Linked DNA regions of Homo sapiens: region 1 is linked to region 2. A link is an interaction called in ENCODE POLR2A ChIA-PET data of the cell type or tissue named here. Cell type or tissue: Panc1. All regions are shown on one strand.

Region 1 (4,000 bases), 290 kb after region 2:
ACCGTAAAAGGTGAGCGTTCTGGTGTCTGTTTCCTCCCTGTTCTGCTCTTTCTTCCGCACGCCCCCCCCAGGGACTCCATACCCATACCCGCTGACATCAGGGCGCCGGTCAAGTCTAAGCTGTGGGTCGACCCTGACATCAACTTATGACATATCTCACTGTTTTCAACTACATGTAAGGACTTATCCTCAGCAAGAAAGTGTTCCCTAGAAAGGTCCTTATGTGGATTTATTTTAACAAGTACAAACATTTTGCATGTAAATGGGGGTTCAATAGTTCCTGAGGACCCGTTACTGATTTATAGCAGGAGTGTCCCATCTTTTGGTTTCCCTGGGCTACATTGGAAGAAGAATTGTCTTGGGCCATACATAAAATGCACTAACAATAGCTGATGAGCTAAACAAACAAAATAAAATTGCATTTTTTTTAATTGAAGAAACTGAGTTTCTTTGCAAAAAATCTCATAATATTTTAAGAACGTTTACAAAGTTGTGTTGGGCCACATTCAAAGCTATCCCTGGCTGCATACGGCCAGCGGACCATTGGTTGGCCAAGCTTGATTCATGGCCTCCATATATTTTCCCCAAAGGGGACGCTGATTTGAAGGAGGCACAAGTTCTACAGGCAGGGTGTGAGCTCAGGCAGTGGGCCCAAGGCCAACCACTGGCTCAGGCTGACACACCAGAGAGACAGCTGATAGGCATCATTTAGACTCCTAAGTTCCCTGACCCACCTTCTGCTCACAAAATGTGCAAAGCCCTGACCTCGTCCAAAATACCAGAGATTCCACATGAGAAGGACCCTAATCAACAAAGCTTATTCTGTTTAAATAGAAGTGCCCAGCAGCGGGAGTCCTGATAAAAACACTGTGTATTTCATAACGCGGAAGAAAGGAATTCACTCCGTGTTCAGAGGCATGGTGTCGGGCAATCTAGAAGACCAGCTTTTAACAACCTGGGCCTGATCCACCAGCTCACACGTGAGTGGGTTCTTCTGCAGAAATAGCACCAGGAACATGAAGAAACAGCTGTTTCTGAAACTGTTGGAGCCACGTGGTGTTGTCCCTGCTACTGTGTGCTGTTCCTACGTTTCCCGGAAGAGGCGTAGGACGTGGCAGCCAGTCACAGAAGCCTTGACTCTAAAGAGGATTTTTAAATACAGAACTCGGACACAGCCCCTTGACTTCAAGTACATCCAGTGCCTTCTCCCAAAGCATCTGGTCTCCTGAGACAGCTGCAACCTGCAGCAAAGCTGTCAGGAATGAGGGCCACGTGCGGCTCATCTGGGCCCGGCCAGGGGAGAACAGACAGCCTGAGTCAGGGCTTGCCATGACGTCAAGTGAGGATGGCCACCGGAGCCGCCCCGCACACCCCTGACTGAGCTATTCTGGGTCACAGACACCAACATCCCAGCAGGATCAGGACCTGAGAGAGGGGCTCTAGACAGAAATGGGCCCATCGCTTGACAGAAACGACAACACAGCGCTGGAGACAGTGAAACTCTCTGACCACCACCGGCTCCACCAGGACTGTAGGCAAAACTGGGCACTTCTGGGTCAGGAAGCCACCCACAGCCGGGGGTGCGTGACTAGTCTGGCTTGTGACTGAGGGCTGCCCCTCGGGAGAACCTGCATTTCTGAGCACACTCGCTTCCATGTAATGTGCGGTAGGGCTTGTTCCCTGGCCTGGTGAGATGGGGAGGAGGGGGTTGTAAATGGGGAAGGACACAAGGCCCGGGGCATTTGGTACCCAGACTCTGCCAGCACTCACACACCAGCAAGGCCAACAGGATGACTCAGTGTGATTCAGGTTTTCAGTGGCTGCAAAACCAGCCCACCAAGCACTTCTCCACTCACCCTGCCAATGAATGGGCGTCCTTTCCCTGTCCCCAGGCCAGGTCACTACCAGTGGCAGGCAAGGGAAGGAGTCAGCAGGTCACCACGGTTCAGCAAGCACTGGGCACCCAAGTGCTAGGGAGGAAGGGATGAATTCCCAAGACACGACGCACAGATTCGGGCAGACTTCCAGCTTCTAGGCCAAACCAGGGAGAAGCAGGAGCCGAGCACAGCTCCTGGTGCAGCCCCACAGTGGCCCACGGGGGCTGCTTCCTGTTCCTCCTGCACTGGCCACAGGCCACCAGGAGCTGCTTGCTTGCTGTTCCAGCCTGGAGCAAAGACAGAGCTCAGGGCTGCCAGGAGCACAAGAGCTGGGCGAGGCCAGGAAGCATCTGGGTAGTGCGGTTGTATCCAGAAGCAGCTGGGGGCTGATCAGGGGGAGCACGCAGCCCTCCGATTGCAGGGCTGCCTATTTGAGTGGCAGCTCCTCTTAGAAACAATGCAGAACAAGCCCAGGGCCCCACAGAAAAGGGCACTGCCCTTCCCAGAACTTGAGCTCCGGGACTACGCATCTGTTCTCACCAGATACAGCTTGGGGCTGAGGAACAAAGAGCCTTCCCTGGGCCACAGGTGGGGGACCCAGAGGCTGGGCAGGAGCCCCTGTTCTGAAGGGTCCCAGGCCCACACCACAGATGCTGCTGACGTGCAGAACCACTCTAAAGAAGAACAGAGAGACGCAGGAGCACAGAGGAGGTGCGGCCAGGGGAGGCACACCTGGGCGTAGCCAGGGAGGGGCGCAGGACACTTCGAGGCTGACAGGAGACCCACGTGGTGGGGAAAGGAGCCCCCCAAAGTGTCAGAGCATGAAGCAGCAGGAAGGAGCTCCCTCGGGCCACTGCTGGGATCAGTGGTGCCATGGAGCAAGCGAGGAGTTGTTTGGCCTGAAAGCCGGAAGCGTGCCCAAATCTTTGCATCACCATGTAGGCAGTCACCTCGCTCCTCAGCACTCGGGGCAGGACAGAAGCTTGCTGTCTGCTCACCAGACATCCTGTGCTGCCCTACAGACACCTTGCTCGCCAGCCATCCCCACTCACTTCTGACCGGGACCCAATTCTCTGGCCAAACCCAGGCTCTAGCACCGTCTTGGTGCTGCTTGAGAAACATCTAGTTTAAGTCAAAATCCAATGTCTTTTTAATATATAGACTATATGTACCTATGGACTAGAGGTGAATATATATACATCATATCAAATTCAAGTGACCCAGTATTTCAGGAGAACCCACTATGTCCCCAGCCTGCATGGGAAGCTGGGGATTCTGGCATGAACTGCACCTTATCCTTCCCTCGAGCAGCTCATTCGAGAGTCAGCAACCCCATCAGAAAACCAAACACCACATGTTCTCACTCATAAGTGGGAATTGAACAATGAGAACACATGGACACAGGGAGGGGAACACCACACACTGGGGCTTGTTTGGGGGCGGGGGTAAGGGGAGGGAACTTGGAGGACGGGTCATTAGGTGCAGCAAACCCCCATGGCACACGTATACCTATGTAACAAACCTGCATGTTCTCCGCATGGATCCTGGAACTTAAAGTAAAATTAAAAAAAAAAAAAAAAAAAAGGAGAGTCAGCAACTGTCAGAGCCATAGGATGGTGAAGGATGCTGCCGACCTCACAGCAGTGGGAAAGGGCCTGGCCACTGGGTAGAGAGGAGAAACATGTTTTATCAGTTATACTTCAAAACTCAGACCACATTTATAGTGGTCAAAAAAATCTATGGGAGGATACTGATTTGGACTGAGCTCCTGCACTAGGTCCCAACAGACCAACCCAAAATGGAGTCACTCATGCTAAGGTTCCACTCACCAAACCAAAACCTAAGCTGTTTCCTTGTGAGATCTGAACTGCCAATAAATCAAGACAGAGATGATAGCCAAATCCTTAAACAGGCCAGCTTCCCTCTGGCCACCCGCAAAAACAAAAATAAAACAAAAAAACAGAATTTCACAGCAATCAGTCAAAAGGGGCCCAGCTACCCTAAGCTGGCGTAATAGGGAGATCCCCTCTGCTTTAACCCATGTGAGGAAAGAACCTGAAGTTAACCAATCTGCTCCTCCCCTCCCCCTCATACCCTGACTGCATCTCTAGATGCCTTCTCTT
Region 2 (4,000 bases):
ACAGGCACAGGTCTGAGAAAGATGCTCTCCAGCTCTAAGATCCTATAAAATGTAATTGAAGTTGCTGACCCAAACACAGAGATCATTACTAGTATTAATAAAAGGTCTCTTAAAAGTGGGGGAAAAGTCTTTTCCCTGCTCCACAGTTTAGGCTTAGTAGAGAGGAGATTTAGTAATTTAACCTTGTCTTCTGAGACCAGTGAGATACAGATCTAGGGAGAGGATTTGTACAGTTTCCACCCTTGGAAAGAAAGGAACAGAATGAACTAACCAGCTGCCCAGCACAGGGCTCTTTTCCCATGCATTGTCTCAGTCTTTCCATAAATCCTGCAGCACAGATATTATCTCTACAGGGGAACAGTCGTGAGGGTTGCCAACAACTTGGAAATTAGGGAAGTAAAGTTAATAACAGAGAGTTAATAACAGTATCAGAGACACCAGCTCAGAGCCGAGATGTTGAAAGTTAACTGAAAAACAGAGAATGGCTTGAAAGCCAAGCTATTATATTAATAACTGGAGACATTAATACAGGTGAAGTTAAGCAGGACACCTGGTCATTCCTGGAAGCAGAGTAAGAAGAGCACAGAGTAGTGCCCATATCAGCATATCAGCAATGGCCAGGGAAGAAGCAGGTCTAAGGGCTCAACCCTTGCAGTCTCTGCGGCAAATTTAGTTCAACTACAAAAACGGACGGAAGAGGCTACTGGAGCACAGGGCCATGGGACACTTAAATTATCTAACTGTATATAATCATACTCTGAATGCATTTTCACCAAGGAACTTTGATACTATCATTGACTTTCCCATGTAACTTGCCCACAAGAAGAGAAGTTGCTATTTGACTAGTGCAAATATTTTGGCCAGTGTGACAGATATGTCTCTCATTCTAATTTAATATGCAATGTATTAGGCTGTTTTTGCACTGCTATAAAGAAATACCTGAAACTAGGTAATTTATAAAGAAAAGAAGTTTAGGCCGGGTGCAGTGGCTCATGCCTGTAATTCCAGCACTTTGGGAGGCCGAAGTGGGCAGATCACGAGGTCAGGAGATCAAAACCATCCTGGCTAACACGGTGAAACCCCAACTCTACTAAAAATACAAAAAAAAAATTTAGCCGGGTGTGGTGGCAGGTGCCTGTAGTCCCAGCTACTCGGGAGGCTGAGGCAGGAGAATGGCATGAACCCGGAACCCGGGAAGCGGAGCTTGCCATGAGCCGAGATGGGGCCACTGCACTCCAGCCTGGGTGACAGAGCGAGACTCTGTCTCAAAAAAAAAAAAAAAGAAAAAGAAAAAAGAAAAAAAAAGAAAAGAAGTTTAATTGGCTCACACTTCTGCAAGCTTCACAGGAAGCATGGTGCTGACATCTGCTCAGCTTCCGATGAAGCCTTAGGAAGCTCACAATCATTGTGAAAGGCAAAGGGGGAACAGGCATGTCACATGGCAAGAGCAGGGGCAAGGGAGACAGAGAGGAGTCAGGGGAGGTGTCACATACTTTTAAACAACCAGATCTCATGTGAACTCAGAGCAAGAGCTCACTTGTCACCAAGAGGATGGCCGAAGCTATTCATGAGGGATACACTCCCATGGTCAAAACACCTTCCACCAGGCCCCACCTCCAACTCTGGAGATTACAATCCAACATGAGATATGGATGGGGACAAATATCCAGACTATATCACATTGGAAGTATGGTTTTTACCTCAGCCTTATGAGCTTGGTTAATGCGAGTCTGCACCAAGAAATGGAACACAATCTTAGTGAATTGCCCTTATAACAAGGCTAAAGATCAGACCTTACACCATGAAAAATTCTCGTTGATACTGACTGCCTTGTGAAACATCTTGGTAGACTAACAATGGATGTTGCTTGGCCTTCTCATACGCAATCCTATTTGAAAGTTCACACTATCATATGTGTTGTAACTATCCTTCTCAATAATAATTATTTGTCTAGGAAACTCCTACTTATTCTTTAAAACCTAATAAAATGTCACCACAGCCATCCCTGACTTTTCCAGGCCAGAATTAACCACTTCCTATTTCATAATCCTATACCATTATACACGTTTCTCTGTTCACTTAATATATTGCAGTTTACATAGTTGTCTCTGAGGCCATACTCTGGGCTGTTTGAGAAAAGTAACGAGGTCTTATTTTTTATTCTTAGTTTCTTGAAAACAGCAGGTGTCCAATAAACATTGGTGAATTAATAAACAAGGTAATGTAAATCCCAATGGTTTATTCTAATTTGTGGCAATCAATAATTTAAATCAACTTAATGAAACCACAGAAAAGTAAGTCTAATTTTCTATAACAAGTACTGATTAATTGAACTTCCCTAAAATACAAAATTGGAAAAGGAAAGAAAAAAAAATCAGATTTGTGTAATGACAGAAAAAGCATAAAGTTTGAAGCTGGGGCTATCTGGCAATTATATCCCAGATTTACCTCTGCTACCTTCCTTGAGCCTGAATTTTCCTTACCAAAAAAAAAAAAAAAAAAAAAAAAAAATCTATGGTTGCCAGAAATTAAATAAGATAATGTAAATGTAAATAAAGTAGATAGCAAAGGCCATGAACACAGGGACTTAATAGAATAGCAGGAGCTCAGTAAATGTTAATTCCTTTCTTTTCTGGCCCCCATGAAGCCATTTTCCTGAAAGTCAAAATTAGATAATGCATTATACCAGGATTCTTATTCCCTCAAGATAAGAATTCTCCGCTTCCTAAGGAATGCTTATTCTTTCAACCAGCTGTCCAATGGTCAGAACCTCTCCCCTATCTGACTTTCCCCAAAACAGAAGCGCAGGAAAAAATAAGTAGGTAACTACCAGTAGCAATATCCATTTAACAAAGGTGTGAGGGTAGGGTGGGTCCCAAGGACAAGAACCCTGTCCCAAAATCTGAGTAATAATAACTATTTGCTGCCCAGGAAATTGCCTATGAGCTTGCTGGGTTGAGTGGAAGTGCACTGGCTCCAGGAAGAGGACATTACAGGGCAGCCAGGCTGAGGCACATGGTGTGGGGACCATGGTCACTGGGATCACCACGAGGTCAAGGGATCCCTCAACTCTGGGGCCACAAAAGGCATCCCTGTCCTCTTGGTCATAGACACAATAATAAAATGGGTTTTGCTGTTTTAGACAAATCTGGATATAGGGAGGGGGACATAGTGAAAAGCAAGGAAAAATTCCAAGGCCGTTTCCTCCCAGAGGATGTCCACTTTGACATCCAAGTTGGCCAGGTTGAAGAAATAGCAATCCTTGAAGCATGCTGTCTGTGACAGGGAGGAACTCCTCCTTCACTTCTTGAGTGTTTCAAGATGTATCTTTATAAGTAACAAACTAAAATGAAGATTAATGGGTGGAGGGAGACATGGAGCCAAATCTTACCCCAACAGGAACCACACGGCGGGGCACGCCACAGCCTGGGGAGTTTGGTCGGGAGAGTTGCCGAGATGGCTGTCAGAGCAGCAGAGGAAAGAATCCATCTCCCTGGGCTGGGACCGATTCCTTCTCATCTCCTGGAGGAAGACAAGGATTTCCTCAAATAAAGTGAAAGTCTCCTTTGGTCCAAGGTCACGGACATCCTTGTCCAACTTTGCTTCCGTTTACACACAAGGAAATGAGAACACTGAAGCCGATTAACTAAAGATGAAGTAGATGTGGTCCAAGTGTAAGTTTGAGCCAAAAATGTTCCTTCAAAGTCCAGTCCAAGAAAGCTCTTTCTAGATTTGGTGTCAGCATTTGGATTTTCCCCCAAAGATTTAGTCCATATTCTCAATAAGGAGAGGCTTGGGATTGGGAGGGGTGGAGAATTAGAGATGTAGTGTTGAGAGCACACACAACAGAGCAAGCTCTGGAGTCAGACAACGTTGGCTTCCGATCCTGGCTGTACCGCTAATGACTGTGTGATCTTAGGCAAGTATTTTAGCCTCTCTGAGCCTCAGTCTCCTGTCCTGCAAAAGTAAGCTTGACATCGTCGTTCTCACATTGTTGTGC

The links. Peaks named below come from ENCODE experiments on the same cell type or tissue, not always from the same donor. Only the 100,000 strongest peaks of a DNase experiment are listed, where the experiment ranks them.
Region 1: POLR2A ChIA-PET joins it to region 2 with 7 read pairs; 2 of 35 experiments call an interaction of 5 or more read pairs at or near these places.

Annotation. Positions count from the first base shown.
Region 1 is chr2:11,695,508-11,699,507 of GRCh38, reverse strand. It overlaps a transcript of LPIN1 not described here. Among named protein-coding and RNA genes, the nearest start is that of NTSR2, 27 kb to the right of the region's middle. RefSeq lists an enhancer at 2,066-2,914. In Panc1, no CTCF peak of the experiment used is centred here; a DNase peak (open chromatin) is centred at 1,907; H3K4me3 peaks cover 427 bases; H3K27ac peaks cover 2,726 bases.
Region 2 is chr2:11,988,750-11,992,749 of GRCh38, reverse strand. No RefSeq gene overlaps it. Among named protein-coding and RNA genes, the nearest start is that of MIR3681HG, 16 kb to the left of the region's middle. In Panc1, no CTCF peak of the experiment used is centred here; no DNase peak of the experiment used is centred here.